Regions from separate parts of the Homo sapiens genome. Here region 2 is linked to region 1. Evidence: read pairs that join two places in POLR2A ChIA-PET (ENCODE). Cell type or tissue: Caco-2. All regions are shown on one strand. Each heading gives the region's core, and the rest is flanking DNA. Links, peaks and the distances in the headings are about the cores only.

What was found. ChIA-PET counts read pairs that join two places held together with the same protein. Peaks named below come from ENCODE experiments on the same cell type or tissue, not always from the same donor. Only the 100,000 strongest peaks of a DNase experiment are listed, where the experiment ranks them.
Region 2: POLR2A ChIA-PET joins it to region 1 with 7 read pairs; 15 of 35 experiments call an interaction of 5 or more read pairs at or near these places.

The regions. Positions count from the first base shown.
Region 1 is chr3:113,004,217-113,010,225 of GRCh38, reverse strand. It overlaps RMP64 (ribonuclease MRP subunit p64), which reads left to right. Exons shown (of 9, transcript NM_015412.4): 8 at 1,796-2,055; 9 at 4,222-6,009. The coding sequence ends at 4,690. Among named protein-coding and RNA genes, the nearest start is that of NEPRO-AS1, 12 kb to the left of the region's middle. In Caco-2, for the core only: no CTCF peak of the experiment used is centred there; no DNase peak of the experiment used is centred there.
Region 2 is chr3:112,642,329-112,659,232 of GRCh38, reverse strand. No RefSeq gene overlaps it. Among named protein-coding and RNA genes, the nearest start is that of CCDC80, 9.6 kb to the right of the region's middle. In Caco-2, for the core only: no CTCF peak of the experiment used is centred there; a DNase peak (open chromatin) is centred at 11,952.

The sequences.
Region 1 (6,009 bases), core at 180-2,679:
TAGTTTTAATGCATGTAAAGCGTTCGGTAGTCTGGAGTATGGTAAGCATTTAATTGGAGTTAGATGTTATTAGCTACGGTCATTTTGGTCATCATCCTCATCATTTTGTCATGAAGCTATTCCTTTACTCCTGTTGAGGTTCAAGTTTTAACATGATTGATTAATGTCTGTAAATTCTGTTTGTTCTGGACCTAACAGCATATAAGTACATCGGCATTACTGTTTTACTCAGTAACTTGACTTTTTTTTTTTTTTAACCCTGTCTTTGCAAAATGTCTACTTCTGGTATTTTTCATGGGTTAGTTTACTTCTTTTATTTAAGAATTCTTAAACATATTTTCTTGAACTTAAGGACTCCAGCTTCCATTGATGTTCTGTCCAATTTATGAATTCAGAGTGAGGAGTAATACTTTCTGTGCCAGGCATTGTTCTAAGTGCTTTTATATGCATGAAGTCATGTAATTATATCACAAAAGCTCTGTGAGGTGGGCATGCTTATTACTGTTTTCATATTTCAGATGAGGAAACTGAGGCATAGAAAGGCCAAGAAACTGCCAGGCCACATAGTGAATAAATGGTAGAGCTGCGATTTGAATGCAGGCAGTATGGTTTCATAGTCTTTCTTCTTTACTATTCACCAGTCCCCAGAACAGTTTTTCAACTGTATCTCAAGAACTATGGTGCTTTGTGAACCTTGAAACTTCTGCAGCCTGTGCACCTGTTTGTAGGTGAGCTGGCTTTGAAGTTGGTGGGTCAGCATCCCTCTTACTCAAAACTAACTGCTACTATATTTTTAGCAAATAGCACTAACTTGCTTAGCTTTAAAGCAAACTACTTCTATTGATCACCAAACATAAACTATTGACCTGGGTCATTACTTTTATATTTTCTACTTTTTTTTAAAGTTCCTTTTGAGTGTAAGAAATTTGGAAGAAGGTAAGCTTTGAATGAAAGAGCAGATCATCTCGTAGGCAGCATATTTTCATAAAGAAATAGTAAACGTTAGTAAAATCCAAATGTGACTTGATATAGAAAGAAGGGGTTGAAGAAGTAAAGGTGCCTTGTCAGAAGATGGTTGAAGTAGAATTGGAAGTGTTGCTCAATTGAGCATTTTTAATAGATATTCAGCAGGCATTAACTGATTAATGGGCTTATTCTGCTGGGCACTCTGCAGGGCCCCATATCTTCCCTGTTTTCAGAAACATTTCTAAATTGAGGAGGTTTGCCCAGGATACGGAAATAAGTGAAAAACAAGTCGTGATAATCTGGTGGTGTAGCGAAGAGGGGCCTTTCAGTGATCCCCCAACCCTCTGCAATTAGGCTTTGACCAGTATTTAATCATGTGGGGTTTTTTTATTGTGTATGTGAGATATGTGTGTTAGGATATTTATGTTAACTTTCCTATGTCAATCTAATTCAGCTGCAGATGGGACCTGTCCTGGTACAGAGGGGGAACAAAACAACTTGTATTTGGAGCAGTGGAGAAAAATTCAGTTTTTAAAGACATAAGGAAAGCTTAGTGAGCAAAAAAATTTCCTTACAGACTGATTTTTTTTTTTTAATTTTTAGGTTTTGTGGGTACGTAGCAGGTATATATATTTATGGGGTACGTATTTTGTTATAAGCATATAGTGCATAATAACCACAGGGTAAATGGGGTATCCATCACTTCAAGCATTTAGGGACTGATAATTCTAATTTTTAAATTTTGATTGTGAGCTAGCTTTCCTTGTTGTCATATAATTACAAGTCAGTAACATGTCCAATATATTTTTCTCATCTTTCCACGTTTCAGGAGACCAGTTTTGATTTTAAATGTTCTCAATCCAGACTAAAGACAACCAAGTATTCTTCTCAGAAAGTGATAGGAACTCCTCATGCCAAAAGTTTTGTGCAAAGATTCCGAGAGGCTGAGTCCTTCACACAACTTTCTGAAGAAATCCAGATGGCAGTTGTATGGTGCAGGAGCAAAAAACTCAAGGCTCAGGCCATTTTTCTGGGTAACAAACTTCTTAAAAGCAACCGGCTTAAACATCTGGAAGCTCAAGGTACTAGGTAGGTATATTGCAAAAATTATGTTACTTTACTTTTTCTGTTGTTGTTATGAGTAAAAGTATTCAGGTCACTTTTCTTTAAAATGTGATGTCCAGCAGCCGCAGCGGGGCTAAATTGGGATGTACTCAAACTGCAATTGCATTTGCTGCTTTTATTGTAAGAGCAAAGCTGTATCATTGGAGGAAGAAGATAAACAAGTTAATTGGACTTCAGTCCCCGTTATGCTCTTCATCATTTCCATCAGCTCATTCAGGAACCATTAAGAGTGTCTAGTGTGCTGAGCCTGAGGATACAACTGCATAAAGACGTGACTTGGTCTTCAGGGAGCTCAGGGTCTTCTGGGAAAGGCAGCCCTTCTGCAGACAGCTTCAGTGCAGTGCAGTGGGATAAGGGCATGAGAGCAGAAGCAGAAGGTGCCTGCCTTCCATGAGGCCCACACAAGACTGCTGGGGTGTTGTACTGTTGCTACTTGCTACTGTTTGTAGCAGCTGGACTCTATCTATATTTCTTTTCTGTGATTTTTATATTCACAACTGTTTAAGGGTGCTTATCTTTGCTTGTGAACCAGTATTGCATGAAGTATTACATGAATTTAGACATTAGACACTTCAGGGCTTAACGGTAATGATTTCAGACACAAATATGTATTAAGAGCCTATTCCACCTTCACAGAGGCAATTATTCTGACCTGTTTTTTATTGTATTCTTTAACAAATATCCTGTGCATGCCCCATAATTTCTTATCCATAGTTTAGAGCTATTCAGGGATTTAAAGTTCATTCCTGGGGATGAACCACGTATTGAAAATTTGTTAAATTTTCTTTTAAAATTTGCATAAAATATATTCCTGTTTTAGAAAAAAAAAAGTATACAGTGAGGGTTTTGTAACACATTTTGATTAAAAGCTATGGGGAAAGTGGTTGAATATTCCTGAGGGATAAAGTGCTTGAGGGGTTTTTACATTGAGATGGCTCCTCTAAAGGTCTGTAATAATCTAAAAGTGATGTATCCTATGGCTGGAGACGCAGCCTGAGATGGAGAGAAGCATTCTGTTTAAAATTGGGTTTAAAATCAAGGGTAGATGAGGCAGAGGTAACAACTAAAAGTTAATGAGAAGGGTAGCAAACTGGTGTTTATTGGTTAAACCATTACTCAGTACTCCCCCAGATATAGTGCTCCTTCATAGATTGCCCTGTTTTGCTGTTTCATTAATATATTTGTAGTAAACTTTATAATTTATTTAATGTCCATAATAACATTGTGAGGTAGACAGTATTATTCCCATTTCATAGATGGGTAAATGGAGGATTTTGCTCAAGGGGTTAGATGTGGAACTCAGTTCAGGCCCTCTGTTTTCCTTTCAACTCTGAAGTACACCCACCTTCTCCCCACTTAAAAGCCACTGCTTATAGTGAGATAAGAAAATGGTATGGAAGCAAAGATCATGATTTACTTTATTATAATGGGCTTCCTCAAAGTTTTATATCCATGCCCGTCTTTTAAAATCTATCACAAACAGTGAAACAATTCAGCAAGGCACTGATGAACCTTGTGGCAGTGTACCGTGTGTGGAAGCAAAACACCTAAAATGATCAGCTGTTTGATTTCTGAATTTCCAAACTTGAAGATGACATATGAATCATAATTAGGGTAGCTTAAGGCTGTCTGTGTATCTGGGCCAGAAGCCCTGTCTTCATATTGTTTTATAAACCCCTCTTAGCCTTTATTCCTTTTTCCTTGTTCATTTCCTGCCACAGCATGAAGCTGATTATCCAGATTCGGATTAATACGTACTGGCAGATTTTTTCATTTGTGATGTTTCCTCATGTCCACTCATTACATTATGAACAGATTAGCAGTTATGAGGGAAAAGCTCTGACACTAAAGTATAGGGTATCTCGCCATTCAGCTAATTGCTAGGCGGCTGTACTTTTGAGAGTTTGAAAGCAAAATGGGGACACATTCGTCTACACTTCAATCAGAGGGCATTTGTGCTCTCAAAAAACAGACTTGGGGTGAAATTTTTCGATGTGGTTCTGGGATTGTACACAGGCATAGGACTTGTAGATAAGTTGTGTATTTTTCTTTTCAGTTGGTAAATTAAAAGTGCTTGAGAATGTTTTTCTCATCTTAAGCCCAGATTTTTCCTCTCTCTGTCTTTTAAAGTTTGCCAAAGAAACTAGAGTGCATAAAAACGTCTATTTGCAACCACCTTCTTCGTGGCTCAGGTATCAAAACTTCAAAGCATCATCTGAGACAGAGAAGATCACAGAATAAATTTTTACGGAGACAAAGGAAACCACAGAGAAAGTTGCAGTCGACTCTTTTAAGGGAAATTCAGCAGTTCTCTCAAGGGACTCGGAAGAGTGCTACAGATACCAGTGCTAAGTGGAGACTCTCACACTGTACTGTGCATAGAACTGATCTCTACCCTAACAGTAAGCAGCTCTTGAATAGTGGAGTTTCAATGCCTGTCATACAAACTAAGGAGAAAATGATTCATGAAAATCTTAGAGGCATCCATGAAAATGAAACTGATTCGTGGACGGTGATGCAAATAAATAAAAACAGTACATCAGGAACCATTAAGGAGACAGATGACATTGATGATATTTTTGCTTTAATGGGAGTTTAGATGTTCGTTCATATGTGAGACTTTTAAGTGATTAACAAGGCTAGTTCAGTGTTCTAAGTAGAACTGCTAAGATCTGGAAGTACCACCTGGACTCACAGAGGAGCTGCTTTAGTGCAGCATTGCACAGGAGTTCATTTCAGTTCAGTCTACATTTAAAGTAGCATTGTGTCATTTCATCAACAAGTATTTCTTTTTTGGCTTCAACTACATGTCAGGTGTTAATATGAAAAATCTGCCACAGCCTACCCTTGAGAAGCAGATGTAATTCCTTGAGTGAGGCTAGTAAGTCTCTGAAAAACTGAATAATTTTATGACTTACTAGGCAATTTAATAATCGTTTGCAAAAACCATTGTGTCTTGAGGTAAATGAGGAGCGGGGGTGGGAGATAGCAAGGAAACACCTGAAAGGTCAATTTGGTCTTATTGGCTCCATTATACATAGGTCCGCCTCTGAATACTAAAGTTTGTAGCTCCTGACATTTATGTTTTCTTGTTTATATGTTGGAATTGATCAACAAGGTTTGCCACTGCTTGTATTACCAGGGACTGGTTACAACCATTATTTCTCTTCATTTGCTTGGCTTATCTCATATTAAAGTGAGTTTGGAGTTCTCCAAAACGTTTTAATTTTATTTATTTGGGTACCAGTGATTGATTCCAAATAAACCTTTTTACAAAAAGGCAATAAGGTGGTTTATGGTTACATATGAAATATAATAGGATAACAGGTAGATGAGAAAGTAAAATGAAAAAATGAGGTTAGGAGATACAAAGTAGACCCAGGAATGAGGCTAGAACATTTATAATTTGGTGTTGATGCTGTCATCTGATAGGGGATGTTGCTCGTACTGTTGCTCTGAGGGGAGTACATCTTGAGTATTTTCAAATAATGATGTGAAGTTTGAGGTAGGTATCTTTCCAATGTTCTAACTTTACTAGAATTAGGTTATTAAGCTTCTCTAGTGCCCTTAACTTTTGTTACATAGAGATTTAAAGAAAAAGAAAGTAGTACCTTAGTATGTACCGCATCCTTCTTTTCCTCAGCCACCCTATCATAACAGAAGTTATTTCCCTTCCATTCTTTATTTGGCTTTGTTCTTTCCCTGTCTGCCTTCTCCATTTTCTCAGTTATCTCTACCAGTGGTTCTCAAACTTTAGACTTTTTGAGAATCACCTGGTGGGTTGCTAAAAGATGCAGATTAGCCCTTTCCCAGAGACTGATAAACAGGGGCCAGAAACCTGCATTTTTAACATGGAGCCCAAGTGATTTTGATCCAGGTGGCCCCCAAATCCAGTTATATAAACACTACTTTAGCTTC
Region 2 (16,904 bases), core at 10,555-13,054, 360 kb after region 1:
CAGCATGGCACATGTATACATATGTAACTAACCTGCACAATGTGCACATGTACCCTAAAACTTAAAGTATAATAATAATAAAAAAAAAAAAAAGAAAAAAAAAAAGGAAGCAAGGGTATTTCAGAAAGAGAAAGTAGGTGGGGCAGGTAATCAATCCAATAAACATTTAGTGCACATCTACTATCTGCCATCTTAGTATCAGGTGCTGAGGATTCAACAATTGCCTTTTGACCTTTTCAAAAAGGAGAAAGACATATAGACCAGGTATTCCACACTAAGTACTCAATACAATAATTCAAGGGTTTTGTGATAAATATATATTTGGTCTCTGCTCCTGATTCCTGACACTTTGCTCTTAAAACCCTTGGAAAAAAAAAAAATAAGAGCTATCTATGACAAATCCATAGCCAACATCATACTGAATGGGCAGAAAGCTGGAAACATTCCCCTTGAGAAATGGTACAAGACAAGGGTGCCCACTCTCCCCACTCCTATTCAACATAGGACTGGAAGTCCTAGCCAGAACAGTCAGGCTAGAGGAAAAATAAAAGGCATCCAAATAAGAAAAGAAGTCAAACTATCTATCTTCACTGATTCTATGATTCCATACCTAGAAAACCCTAAAGACTCTGCCAAAAATGCTCCTGGAACTGACAAATGACTTCAGTAAAATTTTAGGATACAAAAGTCAATATATAAAAATCAGTAGCGCTTCTATTCACAAATAACGTTCAAGCAAAGAGCCAAATCAAGAATTGAATCCCATTCAGAATAACCACAAAAAGAATAAAATACCTAGGAATACATCTAACCAAGGAGGTGAAAAATCTCGAAAAGGAGAACTACAAAACACTGCTCAAAGTAATCATAGATGACACAAACAAATGAAAAAATGTTCCAGGTTCATGAATTGGAAGAATCAATACCATTAAAATGGCCATACTGTCAAAAGCTATCTACAGATTCAATGCTATTCCTATCAAACTACCAAAAACTACCAGAACTAGTTTTTTCTACCTCTGTCACTTTTCGCAGAACTAGAAAAAACTATTCTAAAATTCATATGGAACCAAAAAAGAGCCTGAATAGCCAAAGAAGTCCTAAGCAAAAAGAACAAAGCTGGAAGTATCATATTACCTGATTTCAAATACACTATAGGGCTAGAGTAAACGAAACATCATGGTACTGGTACAAAAACAGACACATAGACCTATGGAACAGAATAGATAATTCAGAAATAAAGCTACACTCCTATAGCCATCTGATCTTTGACAAAGTCAACAAAAATAAGCCATGAGGGAAGGACTGCCTATTCAATAAATGGCACTGGGATAGCTGGGTAGCCATACAAAGAAGAATGAAACTGGATTACTACTTTTCACCATATACAAAATTAACTTAAGATCAAGTGAAGACTCAAATGTAACACCTCAAACTCTAAGAATACTAGAAGAAAACCTAGGAAATATCATTCTGGACTTTGATCTTGGGAAAGGATGTATGACTAAGTCCTCAAAAGCAATTGCAACAAAACCAAAAATTGACAAGTGAGGCCTAATTAAACTAAAGAGTTTCTGCACAGCAAAAGAAACTATCAACAGAGTAAACAGACCGGTAGAAAATATTTGCAAACTATGCATCTGGCAAAGGTCTAATGTCCAGAATCTGTAAGTAACTTTAACAATTCAAACAAGCAAATAACAATCCCATTAAAAAATAGACAAAAGACATGGATGCTTCTCAAACGAAGACATACAAGCAGCCAAAACACATATGAAAAAATTCTCAACATCATTAACCATCAAGGAAATGCAAATTAAAACCGCAATAAGACACCATCTCCCATCAGTCAGAATGGCGATTATTAAAAAGTCAGAAAACAGCAGATGCTGGTGGGGCTGAGGAGAAAAAGGGACCATTATATGTTGTTGGTGGGAATGTAAATCAGTTCAATCACTGTGGAAAGCCATTTAGAGATTTCTCAAAGAACTTAAAACAGAACTACCTTTCGAACAAGCAATCCCATTACTGGGTAAATACGCAAAGGAAAATAAATCATTCTACCAAAAAGACACATATACTTGTATACTATTCGCTATAGCAAAGACATAGACTCAACCTAGGTGCCCACTGACAGTAGGTTGGATAAAGAAAATGTGGTATATATACACTATGGAACACTACACAGCCATAAAGAAGAACAAAATCTTGTCCTTTTCAGCAACATAGATGCAGCTGGAGATTATTATCCTAAGTGAATTAACACGGGAACAGAAAACCAAGCACTGCGTGTTCTCGCTTATAAATGGAAGCTAAGCATTGAGTATACACGGACACAAAGATGGGAACAATAGACACTGGGGACACTAGAGTGGAGAGGGAGGGAGAAAGGAAGAAATCTTGAAAAACTATTAGGTACTATGCTCACTAGCTGAGTGATAGGATCAGTGGTACCCCAAACCTCAGCATCATGCAATGTACCCATGTAACAAATCTTCATTTGTACTCCCTGAATCTAAAATAAAAGTTGAAATTATAAAAAATTAAATAAATATATAAATAAATAAATAATATATCAGTGATAATAATATTTACTTTATCAGGTTATTCACCTAAAAGTTCTGGCATTGGGATGGGTGTGGTGGCTCACACCTGTAATCCCAGCACTTTGGGAGGCCAAGGCGGGCAGATCACTTGAGGTCAGGAGTTTGAGACCAGCCTGGCCAACATGGTGAAACCCCATCTCTACTAAAAATACAAACATTAGCCAGGCATGGTGACAGCCGCCTGTAATCCCAACTACTCAGGAGGCTGAGGCAGGAGAATCACTTGAACCCAGGAGGCAGAGGTTGCAGTGAGCTGAGATAGCACCACTGCACTCCAGCCTGGGTGACAGAGTGAGCCTTCATTTCAAAAAAAAAAAAAAAAAAAGTTCTGGCCTGACAAAGAGGTCACTCAGCACATATTCATTTCCTCTCTTCAAAGAGAATCACCAAAATGTAACTATGAATATTCCTCTGGATGACTTAGCACAAAATAAATTGAGATGAGAATTTATTATTTGCTCTTAGATAAAAAAGTTATTTTAGAGGAAAGTAGGGAAATACAGTAGAGGTAGAGAAATCTTTAGAAAATTATCCCCTCTCTTCCAAGAATGCACCCCCAACTACCCTCACACAATGATACTATTGGACTTGGCAATAGTGACTAACACCTTTTCCACTATTTTTAACTCTGGTGTCTGTAACTTACAAAGATAAATATTTAAGTCAAGTTACAGTAATTCTGAACAATTCTTTTTAAAAATGGAATTAGAAAGCAATTGGGGTAAACAACAACAATAACATCAACAAAAGAAAAACAACTTAAAGGCACCTACCTCATGGGAGGCTGATTGTGTGATGGAAAACCACATGCTATCTATAATCGTATAATATAATCATATAAACAGGGTTTAATAAGGGTTTCGATAAAGTAATACCAGTTGAAGGGTTTTATAAGGGTTTCAATTCCAGCTACAAACATAAGCATTGTGTGCCCTGGAGACTACATTTCCTTGGCTGTTAAATGAAGATAATATTGGCTGTGAGAGTAAAACAGTAAATATAGTACACTGAACCCACAGCTTGGCTGATGGTATTCACTCATTTATTCATTCAACAATGTTTGTCTTTTTAACACCATGTTTGGCAATGTGCTGAGCAATAGAAATATAACAGTGAAAAAATAGGCATGGTTCTTGTTTTCATGGAGTTTAACAATATGGCAGAAGAGGCAGACATTAATAATGATATAAATAATAGTTTGATAAATAAGTAAAAGTTAATTCTGATTAAAAGTTAGTTGCCTTTCTCTTCTCCTTATTTGTAATTTAAAAATCATGTTCTTTCTACTTTCACTTTTGAAAATTTAGTGAAGTAATGAATGTGAACCCACTTTGTAAATTCTGAAGTTATCTACAAATATTAATTGCTATATTTGTAACAAAAATATATCAAGCACGCGCTATTCGTAAGGCGCTAAGAAAAGTAGAAAGGTAAACTAGACATAGGTTCTGCCTGCCCCTGCTGGAGGAAGGTAGGACAGCTGGCACTATGAGCTATTTACATAACTCCAGACAGAAAGTACTAATAGGTGCTTTGAGAGAGGGTTGGGCAGAGGGATTTGATATTTGGAGGAGACAGAGATTGGTCCAGTTGGAGAGGGCTCAGGGAAGACTTTATGGAGCAGATGCATTTGAACTGGATCTAGACAATTAGGGGGCATTTGGACTTGAGGAGATCAGGGAACAGAACATGCAAAGGTGCAGAAGTGGGAGAATGAGGGGCAACAACAGTAACAAAACAGTATGTAATGCATTTGGTTGGATTGAAAGAGGCATTAACGGCAGTAGTCGGCAACGAGTTTGGACAAATAGTTTGGGATCAGAGGATCAAAACATAGAGGACCTTGAATGCTGAGCTAAAGAGTGTGACCTGTACTTTTGACAGCTGTGAGCCATTGGAGGAAATTGAAGAAGACAATAACTTCGCTAGAGCTGTGAATCAGAAATAGTGTGCCTTGAGTCAGGAAGAGTAATCTACAACTGCATATAGGATGTATTGTTATGACTATCAATATAATTTTGCTGAAGAATTTGGAAAGAGTGCTTTTAACCGTGTATTTTGGCCCTCTTGAAATCCAGGGTCTAGAAGCTCACAGTTGGAGTGGTCTATGGAACCTGAAGTATTTTTGTATTCAGGAGTACTGAGACATATTGAACACAAACTTCCTTCTCAAAATAATATGGGACTTATAAAATGGACCCAAAGATCTTATTTCTTTGGAAAAACTAAAGCAGTTTTTTTTTTAGTACATTTACCTTAGCACAGGTTACATTCTCTATAATTTAATATCACAGAAATAGGGAAGAGAGACACCAGGAGGTAAAAATGATTGCTCTAAAAACTAAGCTGCTATGATTCAACATCCTAAAATGCACATACCAAACCCCTCTCCCTCCCTCACACCCACTCAGGCCTATGACTTTAGCATTCAGTAATGGCTGATCAAAACATCTATCCCTGCTCCTGGAGCTCCCGTGAGCTGTGTGCACAGAACAAGCTGACCCTGACTGTCTCTTCTCCCATGAGCCTTTCAGAGCCAAACCAGCTGTGGGAGATGTGCGGCAGCTGGTCAGCCAATCAACAAAAAGCTGCCGGGTGACAATCTCCATTTGTGACTTTACATAGATGGTGGACGAAGCCAAGTTGCCCTGCTCAGCTGTGTGGAGAACCTCTCCACTGAAAGAGAATAACAGATGTTCATTTTAAAAAAAAATTTCCAAACCCGAAACATAATTTTACTACACAAATACACGCCAGTGAATATTTGGAGAATAAGAACAGTTTTTGCCAGCCTTCACAGGGTGTCTGGATGACAAACACAAAGAGAATTATCTACATATTTGTAGTCTACATCAGATTTCTATGATGACCTCCAGAGAGCATGAGACACTGTCTTGGTATGTCCCACAGAACAGTTCTCAGTGTTTGCGCTGGATGTGTTTGGAGCCAGGGGCAAAGATGAGGGTAGGCTACTCATTCCCAAGGCAGGGAGAACTAATGAAGTAGGAACAAGATGGGTAGCTGAAGACTTTGTCCTATTGCCTCACATAAAAGTCATTGTGTTAAATAAATGTGTCTGGCATGAATTTACCAACATAGAAGAAAATGATACCAAGCCAACCAGATAAGCTTTTAACAGATTCAAAGTCTAGAATTTAAAATGCTCTTCATTCAAATAAGCAACCAGTGCCTTAGGGTTGGGCCCTCAGGGATGAAAGGCTTATGTAACCAAGGAAGGCAGCCAGAGGCTAAGCCCTTTCTCCTAATGATGAACAAGTAACTGAAGAACTCCCACAGAGGACGATACCTCAGAACCCGTTCTTCAAACACTTTACCTTGCCGCCTTGCCCCAAAGGTTGTATATTTACGACCAACATCTGAGTTCATACATTTTATAAAAGGCACCTAATGCTTAAGTTCTCTGTTAAGGATCCCTCCTCCCACTTTAATTTAACACCTTCTCCAACAGGGTGCTTTCTGCCTCCCCAAGCATCTCTCCCCTTCTCTAAATAGCTCTTATAGAACATCTTCCTTATAGTAAGCTGAAATATTCTCTAATATTTGGGCATGTGAAAGTATAGCTGAAAGGATGCTGGAAAGCACAGTAGAGAAAAAGGAGAAAGAAAAGCAACTGGGTTATTCTTTTCACAGAAGTAAGTTGAATTTGAATAGTCGAGTGAACATTTAACTGGCTGTGTTGTAATTGAAAAACAGGAGATAAATTGGTTCTTTAAATCATCAGTTTATCAAGTTCTGAATATGTGTAAAACAGTTTCAAATATTTCCCCAAGTACCTCTGTCATATCAATAAATTGGGTGGATATTATTCACTTGCACATAATAAAATATTTGTTTAAAAACTCAAAAATAACCTCTGGATTTAAGACATTGTTTTATGCTCTATTTCTACCATAATCACTCGTACAAAAATCTCAATAATTCAGATATACTTGCTCACCATGTATAGGTGTACATACGTCATGTTTTAATGGTCATCTATTTTGAGACACTAATAAATTACAAATAAAATTAAAGCTACAATTTTTAAAAAATAAAATAAGCGTCAGGTGTGGTGGCTCATGCTTGTAATCCCAGCACTTTGGGAGGCTGAGACAGGTGGATCACCTGAGGTCAGGAGTTCGAGACCAACATGGTGAAACCATGCCTCTACTAAAAATACAAAAAAAAAAAAAAATAGCTAGGCATGGTGTCTCGTGCCTGTAATCCCAGCTACCTGGGAAGACGAGGCAGGAGAATTGCTTGAACCTGGGAGGCAGACATTGCAGTGAGCCGAGGTCGCACCACTGTCCTCCAGCCTGGGCAACAAGAACGAAACTCTGTCTCAAAAAAACATACATACATATATATACACATACATGTACATATGTGTACATACACATATATGTGTGAGAATGTATGTATATATGTATATATGTATATATGTGTATATATGTATATATGTGTATATATGTATATATGTGTATGTGTGTATATATATAAAATAAGCTATTTTGTTCTTAAAATAAAATTTAAACCACATCTTCTTTCTTCTTTCTGCCTTTTTTTTTTTCTTAAAAAAAGCAACTCTTTGTGTAGCCAGGTTAATTTAGGCCCAACATGGTAAAAACAAATTCTTTCCATCTTATTCCAAGTTTAGACCCAGGCAAACTTTTTAATAACCAAGTTATTAAAACCCTTAATTAATGGAATCACTGCTTCCCAATTTCCAAATCATGCTACTAAGCTGCTGTTCAACTGGAAGCAAAGGTTCTGTGGCTCTGCTCTCCGTTCATATATGGGAATGTTCACTATTCAATATGCCCTGTGAGGTGTGTCTAGCATGCTTCATAATTCCAGTAAATCTGTGCAGCCCACACTCAAACCCCCAAGTGGTTTTCTCCTGATGATCACAGCCCTGAAGCCATGCATTCTTCTTGAACTTCCCCAGGGCGTCTTCTGTGTCATACTTATCTGGTGGTTAGAGCTCAAAAACTTCTTTACAGGAGGAAATCTCAGGGTAGCAAGCTCCATTCAGATATTACATTGTAGGCATCTCATTACTCCTTTCAGCTGGATCCAACTTCAGACCATCATTAGGTTTCCACTGTTACTGCCAGGATCACTACCTATGTCCCAGCTCAGGGAACTTCTAGGCCCGGGGAGCCTTGAGTTATCTTTCTGAAGTTCTCTGCTCACTTGAGAAAGCAACATCTTTTTTTACTCAATTCTCCAGATTTTATTTTTGATTTCATGCTGCATTTTAGTCCAAAAAGTTCCCAGGCCTCTTCTCCGGTGTCCTGGGCTGCTTCTCACAGCCTGAGATGGTTACACCATTCTTCACTGGTTACACCCAGTGACAGCTTTTTTCTGGCCGATCTCTTTTCAGGTCAGATGACATATAGGGTGACTGCATGTCCTGGTTTTCCTGTAACCATATCAGTTTATACCTGGTGTTCTCTTTTAATTATTAAAAGTGTTCCTCTTTCACTCTCAGAATCCTGGTTTGGATAATAATGAAAAGATTACTCAAGTTGATGTCTTCTTTGCAACCCAACAATGGAGTCAATTCTATGAATTTTTTATTACTTTCAATTGCTTTTAAACATTCTTTGTGTTTTTAAAAATGTGTGAACTTCCCCAACGTATATATCAAGGATATTAGTTATCTATTGCTACATAATAAACTACCCCCAAACTTAAAGCAGCAATAGACATTTATTATTTCACATAGTTTCTGTAAGTCAAGAATTTGGGCGCAGCATAACTGAGTGGTTCTGTCTTGGGGTCTCTCATGAGGTTGCAGTTGAGAAGTTCATTAGGGCTGTAGTTACCCGAAGCCTGGAATGGAGCTAGAGAATGTGCTTCTGAGATGGCCCACTCATGAGGCAGACAAGTCAGTGCTGGCTGTTGCCAGGAAGCCTCATTTCCTTAACACATGGAGCTCTCCAAGGAGCTACTTGAGTGTTTTCACAGGATGGCAGTTAGCTTCCCTCAGAGCAAGTTATCCAAGAAGGGAAAAACAGAAGTCACAGTGGCTTTTATGACCTATGCTCAGAAATCACACTACGTCATTTCACAGTATCTGACTGGTTACTTGGCACATATTTGAAAGGGCCATGGAGTAAAAAATATATCATTGTATTCAATGAGAAGAAAAACTATTCCTTGCAAGAATGAGATAATAGCAACACTAAGTGTGAACCTTATAGGTACAGCAATTTACAGATATGTGTGTGTATATATATATATATATATATGTATCTGTGTATATTTCTATCTGCACACACAAATATATATATATTTGCTTGTGTGTTTAGATTATATGTATATATACATATTTACAGATATGTGTATATCTGTAAACACATATATTTGTTGTATGTGTAGATAGATATAGATATAAATATAAATGTAATATATTTAAGTAATGCTGAACTTTGGGTGAGTTTAAAGAAATAAAATACAAATACCTAGGCATAGTCAGAGATTCTCACATTTATATTTAACAGTTATCAATGTTTGCTTAATCACTGAGTTTCCTTTTCTGACTAAACTAGAAAACAGTTCTCTGCTTACTCTGAAATGCTGCCTTGAATACAAAGCTTATGAGTTTGCATGTATTTGTTATACCATTCACTCATTCAATGAATTGTAATTGGGAGTTTACCATCTGCTAATCAAACTGTGCTAGATGGTGAGGACACAGTCCTTACCTTCAAATTGCTTAACATTTAGAGTAGAGGAACAGACTAGAAATGATACACATTAAAAAGTGAAACCCACAGGTTCTTATAGAGGTATAGAGAGGGGCACCAAATTCAGTTTGGTCAGGGAGAAGCCAGAAAATTATTCTAAGTGTTATGACATGACATTTGAGTAGAGTCTTGAAGGGTAAATAAAAATTAACAGGCAGATCCAGAGTGAAGAGGGAGGAGCTTTCCAGATGGAAGGAATATTATAACCATGAATGCCAAGATATGAGAGAGGAGGTATCCTAGGATTGGTGAGAGAGCTGGTCTGAAGAGTAGTCATGCAAGAGTGTAGGGAAGCCAACAAGATACAAGTGAAATAGACCGTGGGAGGGCTTGTGAGCCTCATTAAGATGCTGAAATGTAACTTGAGGGCAATAAGAAAACTGTTGAGGAATTTGCCACAGGAATGAAACACTGATATTTTAGGAAAATTATAGTGATGGCCACTGGAGGATGGATTAGAGAGGATGAGTCTGTTGGCTGGAAGACCAACTGGAACATATTGCCCTGGCTTCTGATTTCATGACAAATTGGCATGGTAATACTTAATACTTAACAGGTAAATCTCCTGTTTTTCAGTAATTTCTGTTTGTGTTAGATGCTTAGCACTTTTGTCTAACCCTTGAGTTCCTTCTGACCCTGGAATGCAGTGGTGTGATCCTAACTCACTACAGCCTCAAACTCTTGGGCTCAAGCGATCCTTCCACTTCAGCGTCCCTTGTGGCTGGAACTACAGATGCATGCCATCTATGTTGTTTTGATAGACTTTTGCCTTAGGCTGGATGTTAAGAGTTTATGACTGCTCTTGTGCAGGTATTATTTCCTCCACCATTAACTGAGTATTAGCATTGTGGTAGGCACATTTCATTCATTAAAAATAACTATTCGCAGTCAAATTCAAAGAAACAGAAAGCAGAATAGTGGTTACCAGAGGCTAAGGAAAAGGGAGAACAGGAAGTTATTGTTTAGTGGGTCACAAGTTTCAGTTTGAGATAATGGAAAAGTTCTAGAGATGGATAGTGGTGATGGTTGCACACGGTGTGAATGTAGGCTGGGCACAGTGGCTCACATCTGTAATCCCAGCACTTTGGGAGGCCGAGGCAGGTGGGTCACCTGAGGTCAGAAGTTCGAGACCAGCCTGACCAACATGGTGAAACCCCATCTCTACTAAAAATACAAAAAAATTTAGCCAGGCGTGGTGGCACATGCCTGTAATCCCAGCTACTTGGGAGGCTAAGGCAGGAGAATCACTTGAACCCAGGAGGTAGAGGTATCAGTGAGATGAGATAGCGCCACTGCTCCAGCCTAGGTGACAGAGTGAGACTCCTTCTCAAAAAAAAAAAAAAAAGAGGTTTAATTTTGATGATTTACAGTGATATGTCTTCTGTTTCTACTCTTATTATTTAGTACATAGAGGCTAAAGAGACTCCCTGGCTCAATAGCAGTGTCGAGTTTTTTTCTTCTTTTCTTTCCTTCTTTAAAGTGATAGTTCATAGTTGGGTTGCCTTCTGGGATTTTTCCGTCTTTGTTTTTAAATGTATTTGATTGACATGCACTTAAAATTTTTGCACCTTTACTATATACCAGAATGATAAGAAGGATGCAAAATAATGTAACACTAATCCATGTTCTTAGAAGCTAAAGATCTGCTTAGGAGAACACGAACTTATGCGTGAAGTACAAAAAGATCAGAGGAGTGATGCTCTACAGAATTGCTTCTCAGAGAAGAGAGAGCCATCTGGGTTGGAGCATCGGGAAACCCTGTGGAGGAGGTGATGCAGGGCCTGGACACTGATGAATAAGCTGAATCTGGACACATGTAGCAAGGACCTGTGGAGAAACGGCCAAAGAAGTAACATGGTCCCAGCTGCCGGCTACTGAAAACACTGCGTGCTCCTGCCTTTCCCCCATCACACTAGCTGTTCCTCTTTCATGTCCTTTACTCTTTTTCTTCCTCTACCAGTCCCTAAGTAATTTCTTCTAGCCTTAGGCTTTAAATCAGGGGTGTCCAATCTTTTGGCTTCTCTGGGCCACACTGGAAGAAGAGGAATTGTCTTGGGCTACATATAAAATACACTAACGATAGCTGATAAGCTAAAAAAAAAAAAAAAAAAGTAAAAAAAAATCTCTATGTTTTAAGAAAGTTTACAAATTGTGTTGGGCTACATTGAAAGCCACCCTGGGCTGCATGCAGCCCATGGGCCACGGGTTGGGCAAGCTTGCTTTAAATAGCCTCTCGAATTTATAATTCCAGCCTCAGTCCTCCTCGAAGTCCAGACTCATGTATCTAACTGCTTGCTTGACATCTGTATCAGAGTGTCTGATGGGAATTTCAAACAAAACATTTGATTCTTTCTGCCCCAAACTGCTTCTGTCAGCTCTGTTTTCAAAATATATACCACATCGAGTGACTTTTCTGCACTTACCGTGCTTCTAGCACGCTGGTTCAATAGACTGCACCTTTCACTTGTACCACTACATTATCTTCCTCACCAGTTGGTTAACTGTTGTCATTCTTGCAGCCACACTCTATTCTCCAGGCAGCATTCCTAGCATTCCTGTTAAGTCACATATCAAGCTTTGCCACATCCTTGCTTAAAATCGGCCAACATTGCTCTTCTGGAACAAGCTTGTGAAATAGCCCGGGTGTCAGTGCCTGTGCACTCACCATTCCCTCTACTCTGAATGTTCTTCCCCTCCCCCAATACTTGAGTGACTTGCTTTCCATTCTCACTTAAAATCCTTTTCTTTGGATAAGGGTATCTAAAATGGCCTCTTCCCCTTCATCAACATTTACTCCCTCCCTTTAAAAAACAAAAAACAAAAAAACAACAAAAAAAACTCTTTCAAGTACGTATGTAGGCTTAGGTATTTTGTTTTTATTTTTATTGTCTGTTTCCCACCGTTGTAATGTAAGCTCCCGGGAGTCAGGGAATGTTCATTTATGTATCCCTAGTGAGTAGAATAGTGCCTTGCATTGAGTAAATATTTGTCGAATGAATGAGCTGCCATCCTGTTGGTTCACACTTTCTGATGTAAGGTGATATTCTGAGTGATGTGGTCAAGACCTGCCATGCAAGGTCAGTACAGTGAACCGACCACTAAAGGATAGGGCAATCCTAGCAGGACAGGTGCCGGGCCGAAATTGGGACTGGGAAAATGAGATACAACACTTGTCTGCCAGACAAGAGTATCTGGGACTCTAGGGGACTCCACAGCCAAAAGGACATACCAAGCAAGATCTTATAGGTGACACACAGTTGCTGCCATGGCAAGCCTCCTTCTGTGGAAAGCCTGCTCAAGGAATTGAAGAGGCAAATTCTCCAACAGAAATGAACTCTGTGCATACTGGCTGCAGCCATAGTCAGCACTGAACTTTTACATGCAGAGAAAGTTGGCAGCACTGCTGTGGAGAGTATAATATTTATCTTCTCCAATGGGCTGTGAACTTCTAGAGGGGAGAGTCTGCTTGGTTCTGTGTCATTCCCGGTGCTCAGTCTGCATTTTTGCCAAACATTTGAGAGAAGGATTGAAAAAAAGGAGAAAAAAATTATATCATCTTTATCTTCTTGGCCATACCTAAGGGCACGGAGAAAGGTACAATTGGAATGTTCTCCTTCAGATCCAATCGATGTAAATCTTTTGTATGCATTAAATAACCAATGATAAAGACTTTAAATCCACCCCTTCCAGACCCAAGCACTAGTCCCCCAAGCAGCAAATTCATATGCCCACAAGTTCACATCTTTTACATAAAATAACAACCAATAAATAATTGAACTTTAAATCATTCACTCTGGAGATTTAAAATGAATCTTTGGGCCATTCACACAGCTCCTTAATTTCTGCTAGGGCAAGATCTTTAATTTGTACTAGCTAGGAGATGGACATTTTCTTAATTAAGCAACCTGCTACAGGGACAAAAAGGTGCCTACAAGGTTTCCCCAGCAAACTCTAAGTAATTAAAAATAAATGCATAAAGAAAGAATATTAACAACTGTTCTCAAGAGCTTTGACCATTATCCCATTAGGTAACTTTTATTTTTAAAGTACACAGTTTCCTTCAATTTTGGATTAAACATGTGACTTTGTTGACATTTCATGGACAATACTAAGTGTTTCTTTTGGGGGTTACGCTTTCTCAGAACATCCCTGTGAGAAAGGAATAATACAGGGTGGTTGGAGGAGATTAGAAAATTCCAAGCAGCAGTTTCACATGACTAGCAAAATGAAGCTTGAAATAGCTTCGGAAGCTATGGCCTAATAAGATCCTGAAAAAACAGGGATCAAGAGGGCCAGGCGTGGTGGCTCATGCCTGTAATCCCAGCACTTTGGGAGGTGGAGGTGGGCAGATCACGAGGTCAGTAGATCGAGACCATCCTGGCTAACATGGTGAAACCCCGTCTCTACTAAAAATACAAAAAAAAATTAGCTGGGTGTGGTGGCGGGCGCCTGTAGTCCCAGCTACTCGGGAGGCTGAGGCAGGAGAATGGTGTGAACCCGGGAGCAGAGGTTGCAGTGAGCCGAGATCATACCACTGCACTCCAGCCTGGGGGACAGAGCGAGGCTCTGTCTCAAAAAAAAAGAGTAAAGAAAAAGCACCCAGGCTTATGCTTACAGCTTGTCTGCTGGGGATCCTGAACGATACACTGTGGGGGCCACATCCGTGACTAGCAATGACCCTTACTGGAACTATCAACAGGACCAGGTTGATCTAAGAAAAATCATATGGTGACTTGTTTGGTGGAGGGAATGAAACAATATACCACTAAGCCCGCGAACTGTAATAAAATAAGATAAATAAGAAAAGGATGAAAACTCAGCTTTGTTTCAGGGGCACCTTTGTGGAGGACCTAAGAACATATACTAACATTGATCTCAGTACTGACGCTGGCCAAATTTTTCTACAGACACACTTTATTAGCCAGTCAGCACCTGACATAAGAAGAACATTACAGAAATTGGCTTTGGAACTCTACACACCTATTAATGAAATGTTTGGTGTGGCTTTTGGGGTATTCAATAATAGGGACAGAGCTAAAATGGCTGAAATGACCCAGAATGGCAAAAAATGGGATAGACAGCCAGCCCAAATGATTAGCAGTCACTGTAAACAGTGCCCTGCAACCTCAGGGTCACCCAGGAAGACGCTTCACCGCAGACCAAACAGGCTCAACAGCAAACCTGCAGGCAACGGTTGCTGCTCCAAGTGTGAGAAGTCAGGACACTGGAGAAAGGACTGTCCCAGCCAAGGGAGCCCACCCAGACCCTGTCCTCACTGCAAGCAGGAGGGCCATTGGAAAAGGAATTGCTCTCAGCTCTGAAGGGAGAGGAGGCCACCCAGTGCCGTAATGGCCATAACTGAGACTGAAGGGGCTTGAGGTCCCTGGCAGCTCCCATAAAAGGCATGGTCAACACAATTGAGGAGACTCTTGACGTGGCAGATTAGAATATCCTTGAATTCATTCTTTTGACAGTGTCAAGAGCCTGGACACTGGCTGGGGTCAAGGTCCCACTGGCACCTGGGAAACCCCCAGCTCACTGGTATCACCTGGGCTGCAGCAGCACCCTGCATTAATAGTCATCTTTGGCTTTCTCTCTGACCTGGCAACTTATTTATTTAGTCTGTCCTACACTGAAAATACTGAGAAAGAGAAGAATTCTTTTTTCATTCTGAAGGACACAAATGCAGCCTAAGACTGAACATTTGATTGAGTTCTGCAAATGGGAAGGAAAAACACATAGCCTCCTCAGTGTGAGTATTGTCTGTGCTTCTGCCACAAAGGTGTGATAAAATGGCTCAGCTAATTTTCTTGCTGGGGATACTGATGATCACAGAGCAGGAGAGGTGGTTTCCCTCCAAAACCACACTGAACAGCATGCTGTTATCCCCTCCTTTTCTTTTTATTCTTGTTTCTTCTTAAGCAAATGCTTTTTTATTTTAGCAATAGAATTCAGTTCAGTAACATCTCTGAGTGTTACTTTGTGCAAGAGAACCAACGGCATGTGACAGAAACCCTGGTTTCTCTAGCGTGCCTGTCACAGCGTGTTACCCTGAGCCTTGGTCCCAGGTTGCTGAAGTCTTGGATTAGTGTGGGTCTGACCAGTTAGCACACTCCTTTTTGGATGCCTTCTTACATTCACTCCAGCTTTCATCAAATAACTATCCCCACCCTAGTTTCTCTAAAGCAGTTCTAGTTTGTACATTCTTTCCTTTCCTCCCCACAAATTACTACAAAACAAATGTCAGGTAGTTTCCTATCAATTAATTCCCAAATTAGCATTTCTAAAGTCTACTTTAACATTTTCTTCCTTTCACCTTTTTCTGACTCAACATCAATGTCTTCCTTTCAGATATCACCAACCCCCACCACCCTCCCCCAACCCCTAGCACTAATTGGTTAATTGTTTCTTCAGTTGCAGAAAAATAGAAAGATCTAAATGGAGGACTTACAAAATATGGAGCTCTTAAATAACGGACTTGAAATTGAGAATTATTACAAGCCATTAATCATTATAGATCTCCCCGGAAATGAATGAATGAGAATTTATCATTGCTCTTATTAGGTACGTGCCTCCAATACTTCTTCAGGAGGATTTTCTGAAGCCCCAGGTAAGCGTTTAGGCATTGAGATGAAAACAAGCATGAGAAGCCCCACTTTGCCAGTGTGTGTGTATGTATCTGTGTGTGAGAAGAGACTGGGGGAAGGAGTTGGGTGTGGGGTGGGGACTAACGGCGGCGGTGGAGTGTTAGGTCCTCTCTGGTGTGTGTGTTTAGTGCGCCATCTGGTGACTGAAGCTCACAGAGGGAAGAAAGCCTGAGGTCCTAGGAAGACAGGCACAACCCAGGGTTGGGGTGGCTCCTCATGGTCAATTCGGGGTTGCTAAAGTGGCTGTATTTCAGCTTTACCAGCGCACAGGTGACAAATGTTGTGCACATCATGGAGAGGTTTGTGTAAGTCATGACTTATTCAAGAAAAATAATAAAGGGCTTTAAGGACCTATTGAGAAAAGCAAAAAGTACAGTTACACAATTATCCCAGACAGTAGGACTCTAAAAGTGTAAGTACTCTGGTTGAACAAATAAATGAAACTCTTCTACGAATGTGGGAAATGCAAAAAGGAATTGAAGGAAGGGAAAAAACTGAAGGTATGAGTAGAAAATTAAAGAGAGAGGCAGGATAGCATCACGCTTTGTAGGCTGTTCTAAACCTGGGTTCAAATTTCAGAGCTACTGCTTACCTTTTGTGGGACAATAGGCAATTTATTTAAACTCACCAAGCCTCAGTTTGCTCATCTATAAAATGAGGATCATTCTGTTTACTTTCTAAGGATACTGTGAGGGTTAAATAAAAGAATTCACAAAAATACTAAGCCCAAAGCTTCACATGTAAATGCTCAATAAATGGTAGTTGTTATAAGCAGAGAGAAGAGAAGAGGAAATGAAAAGCCAGAAGGGAGAAAGCTCAGTAAGGATAGTGTAGGACGCCTTAGAAAATTATGAGAAAGGAAGTAACATCTAGGACCCTCCAACTTAGCACAAGGC